Linked DNA regions of Homo sapiens: region 1 is linked to region 2. Evidence: chromatin loops called from intact Hi-C (ENCODE). Cell type or tissue: ascending aorta. All regions are shown on one strand. Each heading gives the region's core, and the rest is flanking DNA. Links, peaks and the distances in the headings are about the cores only. Region 1 has its middle 34 kb from the start of RBBP6. Region 2 has its middle 33 kb from the start of PRKCB.

Region 1 (11,403 bases), core at 5,191-7,690, 700 kb before region 2:
ATAGGCGTGAGCCACCGTGTCCTGATCTCATACTTTCAACTTCCAGGACTGTGAGAAAATAAATCTCTGTTGTTGAAGCCACCTAGTTGATGGTGTTTTGTTATGGCGGCCTGAGTTGACTAGTACAGATCCCATTTAGGATCTTGAATTTTTCTAATCAACTGGGAGATGGGGAAAAACAATGGAAGACAGCATGTAGGAGGTTTCACTGGGCCAGTCTTGGAAGTGGTGCCTTGCTTATGCTCAGTTTATTGGCCAGACTCAGTCACATGACTACTCCTAACTGCAAGGGAGGCTGGGAAATATAGTCCAGTTTTGTGCTCAGGAGGAAGAAGAAATGGGCTGGGTAAGAACCTGAAGAATCTCTGCCACAACTTGAGAACCAGGAAACAAAACACAGTAGTGCTAAACATAACTTGTCAGGTCCCAGTAGCCCCATGGAGCCAGGCTATCTTCCAATGGAAGGAGGAATTGTCTGAGTTATTATAAATGTCTTGTTTACCAACATCTTGTCTTTACCAACAAGACCATACTAATGTCTTGTTTCCCATCAAAAGGCGGCCATCTCTGCCAGGTCACTCAGGCAGGTGGAGCAGGTCACTGGGGAATCCAGGAGGTGATATTTGGAGACCCTGGCAGGAAGGTAGATGGGTAAATAGGTTATCAGAAGTGATATGGCCCCAGGCATCCAGGCTGGGGTCCAAGGGTGAGATTCTGATCCCTGAGTTACAGAGAGGGAATATTAAACTAGGCAAGATTCTAGGTGTATGCAGGTGGTCCAGCCTGGAATTTAGGCAGAGAGAGGAGAGAAAAGTCCAACTTTAAAAGTAATGGCAAAAACTGCAACTACTTTTGCAGCAACCTATTAAATCTGAAGTCTAAGGTCAGGAGTTGACTAGAAGCCTGGATTCCTGGATGCAGAGCCTCACACTGTTGGGTTCAGAACTCTTGATCTCCACCTGTCTAAAGCTATCTAAAGTCTTTATTGGTCTCTCAAATGGAGTGGGATAATAGTGGACACTTGTTATTTTTCCTTGAGCAGCACCTGTTTTCATTTTTTTTCTGCTTTAAGAACTTTTTTTTTTTCTTTGAAGAGCTACTCCTCACTGACTCTCAGTCCATGCAGCTTTAGCGGTGCTGAGCACAGTCCCCTGGTTCCAGGGTTAGGAGTAGGACCCAATCCTGGCCAGTCAGAGTCACTGCCATGGTTCATGGATGGACCCATGACTCCGCTGGAACCCATAAGAGTCAAGCGTGTCATGAGAGAATGTGAACCAGAAGAAGAAGAGTAGTCTTCTAAAAAAATAAACAAAACATAATTTATATACAGTTGACCCTTGGACAACATGAAGGTTTGGGGCACCAACCCTCCATGCAGTTGAAAATGCAAATGTTATCTTATGACTTCCCCAAAACTTAACTATTAATACTAATAGCCCACTGTTGACTGGAAATCTTATCAATAACATAGGCAGTTGATGAATACGTATTTTGTATGGTAAATATATCATATACTATATTTTTACAATATAGTAAGCCAGAGAAAATATTAAGAAAATATTAAGAAAGACACATCTCTTGGTGGTCATAGTGGTCGACTCTCTAAAATTCATTACCCCCAGATAATTATCTTAAGTTAATCATAATAATCCATTTTCTTGGCAGTGACTAGTTCAAGGGTGGACAAGTTAAAATCAATTTGGGCCAAGAGGTGCAAGGAAAGTCTTGCTAGGAGCTTCTGAAAAGGATGCTTTAATACATTTAAGCCAGATCGAGGATGAAGCCAGTGCTGTGAATGGGCAGAGTAAAGAGACAGAATAAAGATTCATCTTGGTGCAGATGAATCAACTGAGCTGAAAGCTCAGCCCACCTCTGGACTCTGTCTCTGGGTGCTGTCTGTCTTGTTGAGTCAGCTTTTTGGTTATGAGTCTCCAAAAGGCATCTTAACTGGTAGAGGTATCCATGGGATGTAGACCTGGGGCTGCTTGGGGTCATCTGTGCCACTTCATAGCGACAGCCTGCCTTCCATAGAAGCCAGCACAGAAAAACTGAACTAAGGGGTTTAAAAGGACACATTCCCAAAGCTACTTTTTTGGACACCCAATCCAGTAGTGCCTGGCATATTCAGTAACTTGAGCCTATAAACCCACCCTCTCTATTTTTAAGCCAATTTGTACTGAGGTTCTGCAACTTGGAACCAAGGAGTCCTGATTTTCTTTTTCTTTGTCTTTTTCTCCTTCCCTTCCTTCCCTTTCTTCCCTTCCCTTTCTTCCCTTCTTTTTCTTTCCCTCTTTCTTTCTTTCTTTCTTTCTTTCTTTCTTTCTCTTTCTTTCTTTCTTTCTTTCTTTCTTTCTTTCTTTCTTTCTTTCTTTCTTTCTTTCTTTCTTTTTTTCTCTCTCTCTTTCTCTCTCTCTCTCTTTCTTTCTTTCTTCTTTTCTGAGATGGAGTTTTGCTCTGTCACCCAGGTTGGAGTGCAATGGCACAATCTCAGCTCACTTCAACCTCTGCCTCCTGGGTTCAAGCAATTCCCCTGCCTCAGCCTCCTGAATAGCTGGGACCACAGAAACATGCCACCATGCCTGGCTAATTTTTGTATTTTTAGTAGAGATGGGATTTCACCGTGTTGGCCAGGCTGTTCTCAAACTCCTGACCTCAGGTGAACTGCCTGCCTCAGCCTTCTAAAGTGCTGGGATTACAGGCGTGAGCCACTGCACTGGGCCCAAAGAGTCCTGACTCATAAGCTTGAGCTGGAATGTGAGACAGTGAAATTGCTCCCGCTCTGGGATGGAAAGAGTAGCTAAAACAGGAAACCAAGCAGGCTGTAATGGAAATGCTCTGACTTGACTTGGCAATTTGTTGGCACATACAATTGGTAGAAAAATCACTTAAAGATCTGCTGTTGAAACAAACTAGAGTTGGCTCAGAGCCAGGTACCATAACATAAGAATCAGGTAGGCTGAGCATTGTGGCATATGCCTGTAATCCCAGCACTTCGAGAGGCCAAGGCAGGAGGATCACTTGAGGCCAGGAGTTCAAGACCAGCCTGGGCAACATCGTGAGGCCCTGTCTCTACAAAAAATAATTTAAATAAGTTAGTGAGGCATGGTGGTGCACAAATGTAGTCTCAGCTACTTGGGAAGCTGAGGTGGGAGAATCACTTGAGCCCAGGAGGTCAAGGTTGCAGTGAGCTACAATTGGGCCACTGCACTCCAGCCTGGGTGATAGGGCAAGATCCTATTTCAAAAAAAAAGAATCTGATGGACTTAGGGGGTTTATGGGGTGGCATAGCAAGACAGTCAGTGCCCCACCCAAATCCTCACGCACTCACTGTCCCTTTTCATGCTGACTGCATCCTGCTGTGAGCAGCTGCATCTGTCAGCCCGAATACTTTCTCTTAGACTGTGAGTGCTGGGGAGCTAATGTCCTGGAAGCAGCCATTGACAACACAGATGGGCAATGAAAGATAAACACCCCACTCCTTGTTCCTCAGCAGGGAAGGATCACCCTGAGAGTGTTTATTTTATTTTTATTTATTTATTTTTTAGACAAGGTCTTTCTCTGTGGCCCAGGCTGGAGTACGGTGGTGCAATCACAGCTCATTGCAATCTTGACCTCCTGGGCTCAAGCGATCCTCCCACCTCAGCCTCTAGAGTAGACGGGACTACAGGTGAGTGCCACTGCACTAGCCTTATTTCTTCATTTTCTTTTGGTAGAGATGAGGGCTCTCTATGTTGCCCAAGCTAGACTTGAACTCCTGGACTCAAGGGATCCGCCCGTTTAGGCTTCCCCAAGTGCTGGGATTACAAGCGTGAGCCATCACACTTAGCTTGAGAGTGTTTTTTTTTTTTTTTCTTGAGACAGAGTCCCGCACTGTTGCCCTGGCTGGAGTGCAATGGTGCAATCTCTGCTCACTGCAACCTCTGTCTCCCAGGTTCAAGTGAGTCTCCTGCCTCAGCCTCCTGAGTAGCTGGGACTACAGGCACACGCCACCACGCCTGGCTAAATTTTCGTATTTTTAGTAGAGATGGGGTTTCACTATGTTGACCAGGCTGGTCTCAAACTCCTGACCTTGTGATCCGCCCGCCTCGGCCTCCCAAAGTCCTGGGATTACAGGCATGAGAGAGTGTCCTAAACTGTCTCAGATGTACCCAGTGGGATCAGCCCCGGTTCCCCACAGCAGTAACCTACTTAGTCAAATGCCCTTTCATTGTGTCTTTCCCTCCCGTCTTACTTCCTGTTAGGGACTGAACTGTGTGCTCCCCTCCCAATTCACATGTTGAAGTCTCAACCCCCAGTGCTTCAGAACGTGACTGCATTTGGAAATAGGGCTTTTCAAGAGGTTAATAAGCTAAAATGAGGCTGTAAGGGTGGGCCCTAATCCAATCCGACGGTTGTACTTAACAGAGGAGATTAGGACACCGAGAGACACCAGGCATCTGCTGCACAGACAGACAACCATGTGAAAAGGCAGCAGGAGGTCAGCCACCTGCAGCCAAGGAGAGAGGCCTCTGAGGAAACCAACCCTGCCAGCACTTTGATCTTGAACTTCCAGCCTCCAGAACTGTGAGAAAGTATATTCCTGTTGTTTAAGCCACCCAGTCTATGGCATTTTGTTTTGGCAGCTTTAGCAGACTAATATACTTCCCCATTCCCCCACAGTGCTTCCTGGGGTCAATTCTCAGATAAATGATTTGCACTTTAATCCTTATCTCAGGGGCCAGGTGGGAGGGGGCTCACGCCTGTAATCCCAGCACTTTGGGAAGCCGAGGTGGGCAGATCACCTGAGGTCAGGAGTTCAAGAGCAGCCTGACCAACATAGTGAAACATCGTCTCCACTAACTTTACAAAATGTAGCTGGGTGGGGCGGCACATTGCTGTAGTCCCAGCTACTCAGGAGGCTGAGGCAGGAGAATCCCTTGAACCCGGGAGGTGGAGGTTGCAGTGAACTGAGATCGTGCCACTGCACTACAGCCTGGGTGACAGAGTGACTTCGTCTAAAAAAAAAAAAATTATCTCAGGAAACCAACTCGCAGACCAACAACGCATATGTAAGTACATGGAACCACATGGAACTTTGTAGATCAAACAACAGTGCCCAGAAGTCAGGGACAAAGTATTATAGTGCAGTGGTTAAAAGTGTGAGATTGCGTGGTGATTTGTGCCTATAGTTCCAGCTACGTGAGAGGCTGAGACAGGAGGATTGGTTGAGGCCAAGAGTCTGAGGCTGCAGTGAGCTATGATTGTGCCACTGCACTCTAGTCTCGGCAACAGAGCAAGATCCCGTCCTTAAGATAAAAATTAAGGGAAAAGAAAAGAGGGCTCAGTGACTCATGCCTGTGATCCTAGCACTTTGGAAGGCCAAGATGGGAGGGTTGTTTGAGCCCAGGAGTTCAAGATCAGCCTGGGCAACACAGTGAAACCCCATCTTTACAAAACATTTTTAAAAAATGAAAAATAAAAAAAATTAGCCAGGCGTGGTGTGCGCCTATAGTCTCAACTTCTTGGAAGGCTGAGGTGGGTGGATTGCTTGAGCCTGGGAGATTGAGGCTGCAGTGAGTCATAATCGTGCCACTGCACTCCAGCTTGGGTGACAGAGCAAGACCTTGTCTCATTAAAAAAAAAAAAAAAAGAAAAGAAAAGGGAAAAAAAGGTGAAATTTGGAGTCAGGCAGAACTGGACTCAGGCTCTGGATCTGTGGATAGAGTAAAAGAAAATTAAGCCCTAGTATCCCCATCTTTGCTGAATTTCTAGTCCAGGTAAGAAGACCAGGCCAGGTGCAGTGGCTCACAACTGTAATCCCAGTACTTTGGGACACCTGAGGCAGGTGGATCACTTGAGGTCAGGAGATTGAGACCAGCCTGGCCAACATGGTGAAATCCCGTCTAATAAAAATTAGCCAGGCATGGTGGTGGGTGCCTGTAGTCTCAGCTACTTGGGAGGCTGAGGCACGAGAATCGCTTGAACCCAGGAGACAGAGGTTGCAGTGAGCTGAGATCACACCACAGCACTCCAGCTTGGGTGACACAGCAAGAGTCTGTCTCAAAAAAACCAAAAACACAAACAAAAAAACAACAACAAGCAAATAAACCAAAAACTAGCCACCCAGAAAATCAGCTGGCATTCCTAGTGTCATAGCAAAAAGATCATTTGCCTGGGCAACGGGGACCTCAGTTCTGGTAGCAACTGATTAATCTCCAAGCCTTTTGCGGGCAGGGTAGGGATCTTGTGTGTTTTGCTTTCCATTTATTTCCAGTGTCCAGCACTATGCTGAAGACTGAGTGATAAATTAGCATTGAATGAAGGACGGAGTATGACTTTGGGCTAGGCTGTTGAGCACTGCAGCTTCTAGGTGTAAGAAGTGGGTGTAATAACCTTTGTCACAGGATGTGTGTGTTGTTTCAATGATGTAAGGGAAGGGCTTTATCCACTGGGTCACCTGTCTGGATGCAACGTGATGGTTTTCTCCAGCCAGGCGCTGTGCCTTGTGGATAAACAAGAAGGCTCTGAGGCCAGACAGGCTTGGGAGACCCCAACCCTGCCACTTACAATCTGTGTGGACTTCAATGAGGTGCTTAAATTCAACATCTAGTAAGCTGTCAATAACAGCTACTCAATAAAGCGTCCTGCCAGGGCGGGGACTTCGCTTTGCCACATTTGAGCATCTCCCGCCAGCTTTGTACTGTTTTCTGTTTGCCCACTAGAGGTCAGGCTAACCCCAAAGTTCAAAGCTCCTAAACCCAGCCCAAAACACCATTTCTAAAGTGTCCAGGCAGGGCGCGGTGGCTCACGCCTGTAATCTCTGCACTTTGGGAAGCTGAGGCGGGAAGATCACTGGAGCCCAGGAGTTCCAGACCAGCCTGAGCAACAAAGTGAGAGCTCCAAAATACGAAAAAATTAGCCAGCAGTTGTGACGAGGGCCTATTGTCCCAGCTATTTGGGAGGCTAAGCTGGGAGGATTGCTTGAGCCCTGGAGGTTTAGGCTGGCTGCAGTGAGCTATGATTGTGCTGTTTCACTCCAGCCTGGGAAACAGAGCGAGACCCAGCCTGAAAAAAGTGTCGGGAGGGGAAGATGACTTAACCTGTGAAACCGCGCTGGTCATACAAACACATTTTCCAAGGTTGCTCTCTGTCCTTCTCAACCAACCCTCGGATTTTATCACTAGACTAAGAGAATGGAGATTTGTATGGAGGGCAAATTTATTGAGTTACTTCTGAGAAATCATCAGGGAACAAAGGACACAAAAGAAAGCGAAAGCTGGAGGTAATAATAACAATTTCCGAGTATTGACGATGTATTGGGAACTTAAATAATTTTACACTTATTAACTGATTTCATGATTGTAACACTCTATGGGGTAGGTATAGTTTCATGTTACAGATGAAAAGCCGGCACGGAGATGTAGCACTGGGCTCTTAATCACAGTGTGATGCTGAGATTGGCAAGAGCCTGACTGCCATTAGGAACCAGCTGATATATTTCAGGCCTGGGATCTATGAAATACAAAAGGCTTTGAGCATTTCCCAGGTGCAGATATTTTTGTTGTTGTTGTTTGTTGTTTTGAGATGGAGTCTTGCTCTGTTGCCCAGGCTGGAGTGCAGTGGGGTGCTCTTGACTCACTGTAACCTCCACCTCCTGGGTTCAGGTGATTCTCCTGCCTCAGCCTCCTTAGTAGCTAGGACTGTAGGTAGGTGCAACCATGCCCGGCTAATTTTTGTGTTTTTAGTAGAGACAAGATTTTGCCACGTTGGACACACTGGTCTTGAAGTCCTGCCCTCAGGTGATCTGCCTGCCTCGGCCTCCCAAAGTGCTGAGATTACAGGTGTGAGCCACCGTGCCCGGCCCCCAGGTGCGGATGTTTTTGGTCTTTGAGACACATCTTTTGGGTTCGTTGAACCAGGGAGAAAACTCTCCACCTCCCTCCTTCATTTATCTCTGTCTGTGGCTCTTTGGGGGTCACACAGACATGGGTTCAAATCTTGGCACTGCTGTTTGCCAGCCGTGTGGCCTGGGTAAGTATGTACTTTGCTGAGCCTCAGTTTCTTCTACTGTAAAATGTAGAATTTTTCTCACAGGCCACTCTCCAATCTCTCTGACTCCTCTTCTGTCTCCTCTGGAATGTGAGTTCCTGGAGGAAAGTTTCCTTCTTGGCCAGGCATAGTGGCTCACGCCTGTCATCCTATCACTTTGGGAGGCTGAGGTGGAGGATCACTTGAGCCCAGGAGTTCGAGACCAGCCTGGGCAACATAGTGAAGCCCTGTATCTGCAAAAATTAAAAAATTAGCCATATGAGGTGGCATGCATGTGTAGTCCCAGCTACTCAGGAGGCTGAGGCAGGAGGCTGACTGAGCCCAGGAGTTTAAGCCTGCAGTAAGTTATGATTGTATCGCTGCACTCCAGCCTGGGAGACTCTGTCTGGAAAGAAAAAGAAAGAAGGAAGGAAGGAAGGAAGGAAGGAAAGAAAGGAGGGAGGGAGGGAGGGAGGGAGGGAAGGAGGGAAGGAAGGAAGGAAGGAATTTCTAATGTCCAGAACAGCCTGGCATATGTTAGATGCTTAAGAAATAAATGCTGATGGCTGCCTGATGCTTCCCACTGAATGTCCCTTAAAGTGTAAGTCTATATTCCCATTGAAAGTGCAGAACTTCAATCATTTGCTAATGACTGTCAAGCAGCCATTCATTCATGGATGCATGCGTTCATTGCTGAACACTTGTGCATTAGAGGCTGGGCATGGTGACTCACACCTGTTATCCCAGCAGTTTGGGAGGCTGAAGCAGGCTGATCATTTGAGGTCAGGAGTTCCAGACCAGCCTGGCCAACATGGCAAAACCCCGTCTCTACTAAAAATACAAAAATTAGCTGGGCATGCTGGTGCATGCCTGTAATCCCAGCTACTTGGGAGGCTGAGGTAGGAGATTCACTTGAACCTGGGAGGTGGAGGTTGCAGTAAGCTGAGATTGCACCACTGTACTCTAGCCTGGGTGACAGAGCTAAACTCCGTCTCAAAAAAAAAAAAAAAAAAAAAAGTAGGAGCCTGCTCTCAAGAACTTCAAGTCCAGCATGAGACAAGCTGGCCATTATGGAGTTCCAGCCTCAACAGTCCCACCCTTGGCTGGCCCCACCATCCATGTGCGTTTTCTGTGTATTTGATCCTTGCCCACTTAGAAGTGGAACTCGCTGGGCCAGGTGCAGTGGCTCACGCCTGTAATCCCAGCTCTTTGGGAGGCCGAGGCGGGCGGAACACAAGGTCAGGAGATTGAGACCATCCTGGCCAACGTGGTGAAATCCCATCTCTACTGAAAATAAAAAAAATTAGCTGGGCGTGGTGATGGGTGCCTATAGTCCCAGCTACTTGGGAGGCTGAGGCAGGAGAATGGCATGAACCTGGGAGGCAGAGTTTGCAGTGAGCCGAGGTTGCGCCACTGCACTCCAGCCTGGGTGACAGAGTGAGACTCCATCTCAGAAAAAAAAAGAAGTGGAACTCGCTGTGGCCATGCCATGCTCTTCTCTTTTGCTCTTCTGGATTGCTTGAGCCCAGGAGGTTGAGTTCAGTCTGGGTAATATAGGGAGACCCCATCTCTTAATAAACAAAAAACACCAGCCTGGGCAACATGGTAAAACCCTGTCTCTACTAAAAATACAAAAATTAGCTGGGCACAGTGGTGTACGCTTGTAGTCTCAGCTGCTGGGGAGGCTGAGGCAAAAGAATCACTTGAACCCAGGAGGCAGAGGTTGCAGTGAGCCGAGATCAAGCCACTGCACTGCAGCCTGGGAGGTCTGGGTCACATTCTTGGACAGACTGAGGATCAGGTGCTGTATTAGTCCATTATCACACTGCCATTAAAAAAAAAACTGAAACTGAGTAATTTATAAAGAAAAGAGTTTTAATTGTCTCATGGTTCTGCAGGCTCTACAAGAAGCATGGCTGGGGAGGCCTCAGGAAACTTACAGTCATGGAAGAAGGGGAAGCAGGCACATCTTACATGGCTGGTGTAGGAGGAGGAGAGAGAGGTGGGAGGTGATACACTTTAAACAACCAGATTTCATGCTGGGTGCGGTGGCTCATGCCTATAATCCCAGCACTTTGGGAGGCCAAGGCAGGCGGATCACCTGAAGTCAGGAGTTCAAGACCAGCCTGGCCAACATGGTGAAATGTTGTCTCTACAAAAATACAGACACACACAAAAATTAGCTGGATGTAGTGGTGGATGCCTGTAATCCCTGCTACTCAGGAGGCTGAGGCAAGAGAATCGCTTGAACCCAGGAGGCAGAGGTTGCAGTGAGCTGAGATCATGCCACTGCACTCTAGCCTGGGCGACAGAGCAAGACTCCGTCTCAACAAAACAAAACAAAAAACAAAACCAAAATAAACAACCAGATCTCATGAGCACTCACGAGCAGCACCAAGGGGGAAATCCACCCCCATGATCCAATCACCTCCCACCAGGCCCGGCCTCCAACATTGGGGATTACGATTTGGCATGAGATTTGGGTGGGGACATGGACCCAAACCATTTCAGGGGCATAAATCAAGACTCCTGGGGCTGAGTATGGTGGGTCATGCCTGTAATCCCATCACTTTGGGAGGCTGAGGAGGATGGATCACTTGAGTCCAGGAGTTCGAGACCAGCCTGGAAAACATAGTGGGACACCATCTCTACAAAAAGTAAAAAAATAAAAAATTATCCAGGCATGGTGGTGCACACCTGTAGTCCCAGCTACTTGAGAGGCTAAGGTGGGAGGATGGCTTGAGCCCAAGAGGTTGAGGCTGCAGTGAGCCAAGGTGGTACCACTGCATTCCAACCTGGGTGGCAGAGGAGACCCTGACTCAAAACAACAACAACAACAACACAAAACAAAACAAAACAAAAACTCCAGTTTCCTCTTATATGGTTGTAGCAGGAAGAAGTGGGGGAGGAGGTGTGTGTGTGTGTTTAAACCTTTTTTTTTTTGGCAAGCACACATGTGCACAACCCAATATACACATCACGCTTACTTCTCTTTTCTTGGGGTAAGCTCCAGCATGACCAACCTCGGGCAGGTCTATTCTCTCTGGGCCTCATTTTCCTTATCTGCTCAATGAAGCTGATGGATACAGCGCTTTCCAAGGTACCTTTTCACAATAACATGTTCTCAACCAGTGTGCAGGTATTCCCCTCCTAGGGAGACGTTTCTTGCATCTTTCCCACACACATGGCCCTGCATGCACACACAGACACAGAGCTGCAGTGTGTGCACATCTATCCCACACTCTGTCCCTCCAAGCCTTCCTACCCTGGACTATCTGGACTAGTAAGGAATGAAACAAGAAACACAGGGTCCGGGTCATGGTGGTGAGGGTGAGGGAGGCAGAGTCCCAAAGGCCTGTTCTCACCCTTAGGAGGTTCTGGGGCAGGAGGTCTGGG
Region 2 (11,403 bases), core at 5,440-7,939:
CTAGACTTCCATGACACCTCAAAGAAGCGTGGCTTTTTCTTTCTTTCTTTTCATTTTCTTTCTTTTTTTTTTAAAGGGTCTCGCTCTGTTGCCCAGGATGGAGTGCAGTGGTGCAATCTTGGCTCACAGCAGCCTCAACCTCACAAGCTTAAGCAATCCTCCCACCTCAGCCCCATGAGTAGCTGGAACTACAGGTGCATGCCACAATGTCCAGCTGATTTTTTTAATTTTTTGTACAGATGGAGGTTTCACTGTGCTACCCAGGCTGGTCTCGAACTCCTTGCCTCAGGTGATCTTCCCGCCTGGGCCTCCCAAAATGCTGGGATTACAAGCATGAGCCACTGTGCCCAGCACGGTTTCATTTTGTATTGGGCTTTTATGTAGCTGGTTCTAGTCCTGAGGCAAACAGGAAATGGAAAGTATTTACTTGGGATTTACCTCAGCCCACTTTCCAGATCATCAGGCCCCTGGAATTTGAGTGGCTTTCTTGCCTGCACCCCATCCATCTTGGATAGAGACCATTAAGAAAATAGAAGCAGGCCAGGCGCTGTGGCTCACACCTGTAATCTCAGCACTTTGGGAGGCTGAGGCAAGTGGATCACCTGAGGTCAGGAGTTCGAGACCAGCCTGGGCAACAGGAGATTTTGTCTCTACTAAAAATACAAAAATTAGCCAGGCGTGGTGGTGGGTGCCTATAGTCTCAGCTACTTGGGAGGCTGAGGCAGGAGAATCACTTGAACCTAGGAGGCAGAAGTTGCAGTGAGCCAAGATCATACCACTGCACTACAGCCTGGGTGACAGAGTGAGACTGTCTCAAGAAAAAAAAAAAAAGAAGAAGAAGAAAATAGAAGGTATTATGGAGTGTCTAGCTTAGCATGTTATCTCCTTCACATTGCAGGTAACCTTTAAACAGATGTGAAGGCTGAAGAGTTAGCTAGGCTAAAAGTGAGGGAAAATATTGCAGGCAAAGGGAAGGGCAGAGGCAAAAACGTGGAGACAAGAGAAAGGAGGGCACATTTGGGGAACTCATTGGTCAAACTTTCTGTTATTAGAGACAGTGCTAGGCTGTCAAGGATACTGACCACAAGGGATGTTCCCAGCTAAGCTGGAAAGAGCTGGAGGGTTAACCAAAGTGGTAGGAGGCAGACAGGGTGTCTAGACCCACACAGTCACTTTCTACTAAGGTCCTTGTCACTTCCCCTCACCAGCTTGTTCCACCTGGTTGGCCAGAATTTGGCCCAAGGCAACAGTTCCTCTAGATACTTCCTTTACCATCTGAAAGACAAAAATGTCAGCAATAAAAATGAACAGGATCTCAGAGTTCAGTTACCCAAGACTTTCTGTGAGTATCCATGTCATTGAACCCCTAAATAAGATAAAAGTGGTATTTCAAATAAGTGGGGGCGAAAATGGATTCATCAACAGAGGGCATCAGTATTACTGAATACTTAAGTAGTTTTTAATTTTATTAGGATAAATTCATGGGAGTGGGATTATTAAATAGAATAATATGAACAATTGTATGGCTTATGTTTGCCTTATTGTATTCCCAAAGAGCTGTAACATTTTATAGCATCACCACTTGGGCAGGGGTATTACCTGTTGTTGCTAATTTAGTAAGTAGAAGAGAGAGATCAAAGTTTCTCTAATTTGTGTTTGTGTAATTTATCTGTATACTTTCTTCATTTATATAAATAAATGTCTTCACTTTGGGAGGCTGAGGCGGGCAGATCACCTGAGGTCAGGAGTTCGAGACAAGCCTGGCCAACATGGTAAAACCCCGTCCCTACTAAAAATACAAAAATTAGTTGGATGTGGTGGCTCACATCTGTAGTCCCAGCTACTAGGGAGGCTGAGGCACTAGAATCACTTGAACCCGGGAGGCGGAGGTTGCGGTGAGCTGAGTTCACAGCCTGGGCGACAAGAGTGAAACTCCATCTCAAAAAAAAAAAAAAAAAAAAAACCAGCTTCAGCTTCTGGCCAGGTGTGGTGGCTCATGTCTGTAATCCCAGAACTTTGGGAGGCCAAAGCAGGCAGATCACTTGAGGCCAGGAGTTTGAGACCAGCCTGGCCAACATAACTAAACCCTGTCTCTACTAAAACAAAAAATACAAAAATTAGCCAGGTGTGGTGACACATGCCTGTAATCCCAGCTACTCAGGAGGATGAGGCAGGAGAATAGCTTGAGCCTGGAAGCCGAGATCGAACCACTGCACTCCAGCCTGGGTGACAGAGTGAGACCCTGTCTTAAAAAAAAAAAAAAATCCAGCTTCACACATTGTTGGTGTGAGCATAAACTGGTACAACTTCTTTGGAAGGAGATTCTGAAATAGCTATCAAAAATTAGAAATGAGGAAGAAAAAAAAATCCTTTGACCCAGGAACTCTAGTTTTGAGAATTTATCCTAGACATAAGCTGGAATCTGAGTAAAGATATTTGCTCAAAGTTATTTCTTTTGACATTATTAATAGTAGCAAAAGATGAGAAACAATGTTTCCCACTCAATGGGAGAGTGTTTGTTATATTACAGAACTTCCACAGAAGAATGCTACACAGCCATTTTTTTAAATGAGGTAGATTTTTATGGGCTCTGACATTAAGCAATTTACAAGTTGTAGCACTGGGGACATAAAAGTCTGTAGGTGACATACCCACTTGTGTAAAAAGAATGGAGGATGATATCCAGAGTTAGAGATTGAGATAGAGACACACACATAGAGACACTACAAAGATCATATCACAAGGAATTTACATAAGAGAACATTAATTGTAATTGTTTCTTGGGTGAAAGTAAGAGAGAAATTAGGTGTTCATTGTATACATTTTGTTACTCTGAATTTTACGATGTTATTTTTCTAGAAAATATTCAAATAAAAAATATTAGGAGAGCCGGGAGTGGTGGTTCATGCCTGTAATTCCAGCACTTTGGGAGGCAGAGACGGGAGGATCATTTAAGTCCAGGAGTTCAAAACCAGCCTAGGCAATATAGTGAGACCTCATCTCTACCAAAAATTATAAAATTGGCCAGACATGGTGGTGCAAGCCTGTCACCCCAGCTACTTAGGAGGTTGAAGTGGGAAAATTGCTTGAGCCCGGGAGGTTGAGGATGCAGCAAGTCAAGATTGTGCCACTGCACTCCAGCCTGGGTTACAGAGTGAGACCCTGTTTCAAAAAAAAAAAAAAGAAAGGAATTTTTAAAAAACATTTTTTTAAAATTTCCTTTCCTTTTTTTTCTCCCAGGTTCAAGTGATTCTCCTGCCTCAGCCTCCTGAGTAGCTGGGATTACAGGCATGAGCTACTGTGCCCGGCCAGAAAAAAATTTTTAAAAAGAAAAATATTTCCAGGTGCAGTGGCTCATGCCTGTAATCCCAGCACTTTGGGAGGCCGAGGCAGGCAGATCACCTGAGGTTAGGAGCTCCAGACCAGCTGGCCAACATGGGGAAACCCGTCTCTACTAAAAATACAAAAATTAGCCAGACGTGGTGGCACATGCCTGTAATCTCAGCTACTCAGAAGGCTGAGACAGGAGAATCGTTTGAACCTGGGGGGCGGAGGTTGCAGTGAGCCAAGATTGCACCACTGCACTCCAGCCTGGGCAACAGAGCAAGACCTCACTTAAAAAAAATTATATATATATATATACACACGTATATATATATACACACGTATATATATGTATATATATACGTGTGTATATATATATACGTGTATATATATGTGTATATATATACAAGTGTATATATATATACGTGTATATATATATATATACGTGTATATATATATATATGAGAGATGCCCAAGGGGGGAAAATAAAGTAAAACTCATGCATAATCCTAATTTATAGAAAATTATACAAAGTAAGACATAAAATCCCCCCGGGCTAATCACTGATAAATATTGCCTTCAAGTGCTTCCAGAATTGTTTCTGGGTTTACCCAAATGTAATTGAATAACATTTTGACTTTAATTTATGGATTTTTATACACTTTTCCTCTCCCCACTGTCTTTCCCCCAGCCAAGCAAGCAGAAAGTCAACTTTGAAAGTCCTAGTCTCTGAGGGGGTTTGTGGCAGGTCTGAAAAGCACAATAATCTCCAAGATGTCTTGGCTTTTGCCCTAAAAATCTAAGCCCATAGGAGAATGCAGAGGGTTTGTGGAAGAGCTAGAAAGAATGGAGGGATGTTTGCAGAAGTAAATGGCACTGAACAAAAGGAAGATGGTCATTTTATATTTTGTAACCGATACGAGATGTATTCCTGTCATTGGTATGTATGATTCCCCAAACACTGTTGCAAGGAACTAAGCAGGAGTGTTAGGATTCTGGGAGGTATTTACAAAATCAAATCTGTAAAGAAGGAGAGAGGGATAGAGGAGGAAGAGAGGGGTAGAGGAGAAGAAGGAAGAGGAAAGGAGAATTTAAAACCCAGCTAGTATGCCAAAAATGAGCTAAACTGAGGAGCTGAGTAATAAAACGATCAGATAAGAAAAAGAAAGTTCTGAACGAGATGAGACACAGCTTCCATTTAGTGCAAAGGACATGAAGAGGCAATTCACATGGCTTATAGACACGGGAGAAACCACTCGATCTCACACACAATTAAGGAGATGCACATTGAAACAATAATGAGATACCATTGTCTCCTATGGGACTGGCAAACAGGAGGTGGAGTCTGGCCTGTGAGCACCTCTGTGCACATCAGAAAGCAGCACCCCCTTCTGGGAGGATGTGCCTCGTGCCGGTGACCCGGGCGAGTTCTGGATTTCAGTCCTACTCCCTCGCAGCCTGGGTTTCCAAACAAGCTTAGAACCCTCTGCCAAATTATTAAAGGGTTGAGAGTTTAGAAGGAGATGTTTAGAAGGAGACAGAAAAACACTCTCCCACTCCTCAGAAAACGTTTTCTTGTTTTAACTCTGGCGTTCACACTATAATTCTAAATAATATGATTGTGCTTCTGTGTTTTGATTGATCAACTTAAAACCATATTGTCTCCATTGAAAAGAGCGAAATTTAGTTCAGCCTTATTATCCCCTTTTCCCTTGTTTCTACATCAGTTTTGTTTGATATTATTGTGGGTAAATTCCTGCGGTCACTGAATAAATATTTATTGAGAACCTCCACCTCTTTTCTGGGTGCTGGTTGTTCTAATGACTTTATTATTTATAACTTTTTAATTGCCTGCATGGCTTTAAATAATATACTTAATCATTTATTTTTTCTATTCTTATTCATATAAATTCAGGGTTTTTTTTGTTTTGTGCTTTTGCAAGTAATAGAAACTAACTACGACTGGCTTAAAAGGCATTGTAAAAAGAAAGATTATGGGATGGATACTGGGTATATTAACAGAATCCAAGGAAGGGCTGAACAACCAGGGCTTAGCAGGGCCAGCAACCAGGGCAGCTGCAGAAACTCAGCAGCAGGAATGTGCAAACTTCCTCCTAAGGGGCCACTTTTACATCTCTCATGTCAAAACCCTAAGCTCTGCTTCAGCTAGGGGTATAAGGTCATGTGGTATAGATACGGCTGCTGCTGCTGAGACCATTGCACAAAAAGGCAGATTAATTTTTTATTTGTTTTTTAGAGACAAGGTCTGGCTTTGTTGCCCAGGCTGGAGGGCAGTGGCATGATCATAGCTCACTGCAGCCTCAAACTACAGGACTCGAGTGATCCTCCCAATTCAGCCTCCCAAGTAGCCGAGACTACAGGCGTGCACCACCATGTCTGGCTAATTTTTTAATTTTTTTTTTTTTTTTTTTTAGAGACAGGGTCTTTCTATGTTACCCAGGCTGGTCTCAAACTCTTGGACTCAAGAGATCCTCCTGCCTTGGCTTCCCAAAGTGCTGGGGTTACAGGCTTGAACCACCGCACCCGGCAAGATTAATTATTGGATGACCATCTCTAGAATTGTGCCTATGACACAAATGTTCGTTGTTTTTTCATCAGAAGCTTGCTGAGTGAGAATGGGTTCAGGATCTGTTTGGAGAAAAAGCAGATAACACATCTCCCATCACATCCATGACAGAGTCCCTCTCTGGAAATCAGACTGCCTGTACCCCTGGTGTTTGGCTCTCTCTCCCTCAGAAAACATGGAAGTTTATTTGCACTCAATCGTCTGGGTCGATCCTCTCTCTCTCTCTTTTTTTTTTTTTTTTTTTTTTGTTTTTTGTTTTTTGTTTTTTTGTTTTTAATGTGGTCTTTGCTTTGGTAGACCAAACCTACAGACAATCTCTACAGAGGGAACTGCCAGAAAGTCCACCTCCTGGCCAGGCACAGTGGCTCACACCTGTAATCCCAACACTTTGGGAGGCCGAGGTGGGTGGATCATGAGGTCAGGAGTTCGAGACCAGCCTGGCCAACATGGTGAAATCCCGTCTCTACTAAAAAGACAAAAATTAGCCACGTGTGGTGGCAGACGCCTGTAATCCCAGCTGCTTGGGAGGCTGAGGCAGGAGAATCGCTTTAACCCAGGAGACCGAGGTTGCAGTGAGCCAAGATAGCGCCACTGCACTCTAGCCTGGGGGACAGAGCAAGACTCCGTCAGAAAGAAAGAAAGAAAGATAGAAAGAGAGAAAGAGAGAAAGGAAAGAAGGAAAGAAGGGAAGGGAAGGGAAGGGGGGGGGAGGGGAGGGGAGGGAAGACGGGAGGGGAGGGGAGGGGAGGGGAGGGGAGGGGAGGGGAGGGGAGGGAAGGGAAGGGAAGGGAAGGGAAGGGAAGGGAAGGGAAGGGAAGGGAAAAGTCCACCTCCTGCCTTGTGTGTTATTTTCCTGCCTGTGCACGAAAGCCCAGGTCTGCCCCCTGGTGGAAGCCACCAGACAACCTCAAGGAGGAAATTACTGCACTGCCCAGAAGGCGAAATGCCAGTTTCAGAGAGATACATGCCAATGCTTAGCCTAGAGCCTGGCACAGGCTAAGCACTATATACAGGGGTTCGCTCAAAAAAGAAAATAGATAGATCCTGTTCGTTTAAATGCATTGGCCTTAGGGTCACACCTACCTGAGTTCAAATTCCAGCTCTGCTACCTACGAGTTTTGAAACTTTGACATGTGTTTGGGTTTCTTAGGGCTGCCTTAACAAAGTCACACAAACTGGGTGGTTTTTAAAAAATGAGCTGAGCCAGTCGGTCGCTGTGGTTCACGCCTGTAATCCCAGTACTTTGGGAGGCCAAAGCAGGCCAATCACTTGAGATCGGGAGTTCAAAACCAGCCTGGCCAATGTGGAGAAACTTGATCTCTACTAAAAATACAAAAATTAGCCAGGCGTCGTGGAGGGCACCTGGAATCTCAGCTACTTGAGAGGCTGAGGCAGGAGAATCGCTTGAGCCCAGGAGGCAGAGGTGGCAGTGGGCTGAGATTGCACCACTGCACTCCAGCCTGGGCGACAGAGGGAGACCCCATTTCAAAAAAAAAAAAAAGAGCTAGGCACAGTGGCTCACACCTGTAATCCCAGTGCTTTGGGAATTGGAGGCAGGAGGATCACTTGAGCCCAGGAATTCAAGACCAGCCTGGGCAACATAGCAAGACCCTATCTCTACAAAATAAATAAATAAATAAATAATAAAGTATGTTTCAGTTTTGGAGGCAAGAAATCTGAAATCAAGGTGTCGGCCAGGCCATGCCTTCTCTGAAACCTGCAGGGGACTCCTTTGCTTCTTCCCAGTTTCTGGTGGTTTCCAGCAATCTCTCCATGGCTGCAGATGTATCACTCCAATCTTCCATCTTCACATGGCCTTCTTTCTGTGTCTCTTATGACATCTTCCTCCTATGCCTGTCTATTTTGTGTCCACATCGCCCCTTTTTATAAGCACACCAGTTGTATTGGATTATGGCCCACCTTACTCCTGTACAGCCTCATCTTAACTAATTACCTCAATGACTCTATTTCCAAATTAAGCTCACATCTGGGGTACTGGAGGATAAGAAGGACATCAACATATCTTTTTCTGGGCACACAATGCAATTCAACAGCATAGTCTTTCACCTCCTAAGCCTTCATTTAGTCAAGTGTAAAATGAAAATAATTATAGCCAGCTCATAGGATTGAAATTTTCTGACATAGAAAGACATTTGAGGCCAGGCACGGTGGCTCATACCTGTAATCCCAGCACTTTGGGAGGCCAATGCAGGCAGATCATGAGGTCAGGAGTTTGAGACCAGCCTGGTCAACATGGCAAAAGCCAGTCTCTACTAAAAATACAAAAATTAGCAGGGTGCCGTGGTACACACCTGTAGTCCCAGCTACTTGGGAGGCTGAGGCATGAGAACCGCTTGAGCCCAGGAGGCGGAGGTTGCAGTGAGCCAAGATTGCACCACTGCACTCCAGCCTGGAAGACAGAACGAGACTCCGTCTCAAAAAAAAAAAAAAAAAAAAAAAAAAGACATTTGAGATATGTCACTCAGACTAATAGGAAGTTTCAGAGTAAAATACATGCCATGAAATGCCAGTACAGAGTCCATTTCCCAATGTGTTTGGATATGGACAAAAAATTTCTGGAAGGGTATACAAGAAATGTATGAGTGTTATCTCTGGGGAATTGCAGCGGTGAGATTGGAGGGAAAGGGGAGGAAGGGCTTGGTCTTTCCCCTTAGGCCCCTTTGGTTCTGCTTGAATTGCTTTTACAGAGACACATTTTATTTTCATAATTTAATAAAAAGAAAAGGAAATAAACCACAATAACGTCTGCCTCATTGGGTTGTTGTGAGGATGAAATAAATGTGGAATGGAAGCCACGCAGCACAATAAGTGCTTGGTGAGTGGTGACGGTGGGCATTCTCATGGCAATTTTCACTGAAACATCAATTTTAGTAGAGAGAAACTGGAAACAACCTAATTGTCCAACTAATGGAAAAGATTTATTCAGGAAATTATAGTACATGCACTTCATATATTAGTAAGCGGCATTAAAAATGATATTGGCCAAAAGTCTGTAATAATAATAAGCAAAACTGTTCACAATATAATGGAAATGGGAAAGTAAAAAGAAAACAGAACACAAAATATCAAGCTTTGTAGCATGGTTTGTTTTTGTTTTTGTTTTTCATTTTTTATTCCTGTTGCCCAGGCTGGAGTGCAATGGCACGATCTCGGCTCACTGCAACCTCCACCTTCTGGGTTCAAGCGATTCTCCTGCCTCAGCCTCCTGAGTAGCTGGGATTACAGGCATGTGCCACCACACCCAGCTAATATTTGTATTTTCAGCAGAGATGGGTTTCACTATGGTGGCCAGGCTGGTCTTGAACTCCCAGCCTCAAGTGATCTGCCCACCTCAACCCCCCAAAGAACTGGGATTACAGGCTTGAGCCATGGCACCCAGCCTATGGCTTTAAAAATAATGTAAAATAAACATAATCAATAAAGGAAGCGGCTTTGTTAGTGTAGCAGAAATATGAGCGATTTATTTTTCTTCTTTTTTTTCTTGTACTTGTACTTTCTACATTTTCTTTAAGGACATGCCCTACTTTTACAATGAGAGAAAATTATTATTGGAAGGAAAAAAAGATTAAATGTGACATTATTTCCCCTTTAGAAATATTTCGTATCCTGGTGAACAATTACCCTCCCACTTTACAGAAATCCTCATTTCCAGAGATATCACTTCTGAGAAGCAACGTTTTCAAATCTGCAAGGATCATCCCTCGAGCCACTACACCTTTCCCAACATTTCCTTCTTTCCTCTAGTTCTTCCAACTCTATTTTAAACTGTTAAGGTCACACACAGTGGCTCACACCTGTAATACCAACACTTCGGGAAACTGAGGCAGGAGAATTGCTTGAACTCAGGAGTTCAAGACCAGCCTAAGCAACACAGCAAGACCCTGTCTCTACCCAAAAAAAAAAAAAAAAAAAAAATTAATCCACTGTGATGGGGTACATCTGTAGTCACAGTTACTTGGAAGGTTGAGAATTGCTTGAACCCAAGAGTTCAAGGCTGCAGTAAGCTATGATTGCACTCCAGCCTGGAAGACAGACCAAGGCCCTGTCTCTAAAATAATAATAATCTTTTAAATATCCCCTTTCCAGAATGTTCCAGAGTGTCTCTCTTTTTTTTAGACAGAGTCTCACTCTGTCGCCCAGGCTGGAGTGCAATGGCACCCACTCTCTTGGCTCACTGCAACCTCCACATCTCGGGTTCCAGCGATTCTCCTGCCTCAGCCTCCCAAGTAGCTGGGACTACAGGCATGTGCCACCACGTCTTACCAATTTTTTGTATTTTTAATAGAGACAGGGTTTCACCATGTTGGTCAGGCTAGTCTCGAACTCCTGTCCTCAAATGACCCACCTGCCTCGGCCTCCCAAAATGCTGGGACTACATGCGTGAGCCACTGCGCCCAGCCATGTTCCAGAGCCTCTTTTCTTTCTTTGACCCAGGAGCACTTGTATTGAGTGAATGTGAGAGACTGAGAGACAGAGTCCATTTCCCAAGCTGGATTTTCCATGTGGATGGCAGGCAACTGGTCACACAACCTTGATGTTCCTGGTGATCTAGGTATTCTCCAAACTAACCCATAGCTGTCTACTTCTTGAGTTATTATTTGAGATCAAAAACGTCCTTATTGTTGGAAATCAAGAAGCATCCTTTGCTTCCCTCGGTAGTTTACTGAATCCTGAAGAGCGTCCATCTTTCTTTAGCCCCTGACCACATTTTTGCATCTCTTGTGACTGCTGCTAAGACAGAGTTCTCCCAGGGGTAGCTCCTCAGGGCCCTCTCAAATGGGAGCTTTCACTAGAAATAACTCCCAGTTCCAGGCCCTTAAGGCCAGAGAGAACTCAAGTGGCTTCTTTCACTCCAATCTCCCTTCCCACCCTGGATTGCTGGCTCACGTCTATTATTGTGAAAACATATAATTTATTCAGTGTTTATGATCCAAAACCCTAGTTCCAGCTTCCCTCCTTCCCTTTCAAGAATCATCTTCCTTTGAAATACTTGAGAAACATCAGTTTGTGTTACATCCACTCTGTAATTAATTTATTAGCAGCTATTTCCCTGCATCATAAACTCCTCCCTCCCTGAATCAATCAAAATATGTCTGGTTGCAAGTAACAACAACCAAAAAAAGAACCCCAACCAGCGAAGATTTAGACTGTGAAGACATTTCTGGTTTTCTCAGTGAGAACCTGGAGCTAGGTAATGAGTCTAATCAGGAGCTTATGCATGGCTGCAGTCTCTGGGAGCTCATCTGTAACCATTCACCTGGCCTTTCTCTTAGGCTTATCACCTCAAGGTCACAAGATAGCTGCTGCACCTCCAGCCTTCATGCCCTCTCTCTTTTGTCCCCAGCAGGAAAGAAGACAATGAAAATGCAAAAATACTCATAGAAGGCTCCAGAAAGATCTTCTTTTGCATATCATTTGTTAGAACTGGGTCACACGGCCACCCTTAGGTGCAAGGGAGGCTGAGAACATGA

The links. Peaks named below come from ENCODE experiments on the same cell type or tissue, not always from the same donor. Only the 100,000 strongest peaks of a DNase experiment are listed, where the experiment ranks them.
Region 1: a loop joins it to region 2, with 5 times the contacts of the local background. A loop is called at or near these places in 41 of 110 quality-filtered maps.

Annotation. Positions count from the first base shown.
Region 1 is chr16:24,500,235-24,511,637 of GRCh38, reverse strand. No RefSeq gene overlaps it. Among named protein-coding and RNA genes, the nearest start is that of RBBP6, 34 kb to the left of the region's middle. In ascending aorta, for the core only: a CTCF peak has its summit at 6,693 (motif pointing right); a DNase peak (open chromatin) is centred at 6,697.
Region 2 is chr16:23,796,995-23,808,397 of GRCh38, reverse strand. No RefSeq gene overlaps it. Among named protein-coding and RNA genes, the nearest start is that of PRKCB, 33 kb to the left of the region's middle. RefSeq lists a cis regulatory region at 4,494-4,900. In ascending aorta, for the core only: a CTCF peak has its summit at 6,795 (motif pointing left); a DNase peak (open chromatin) is centred at 6,787.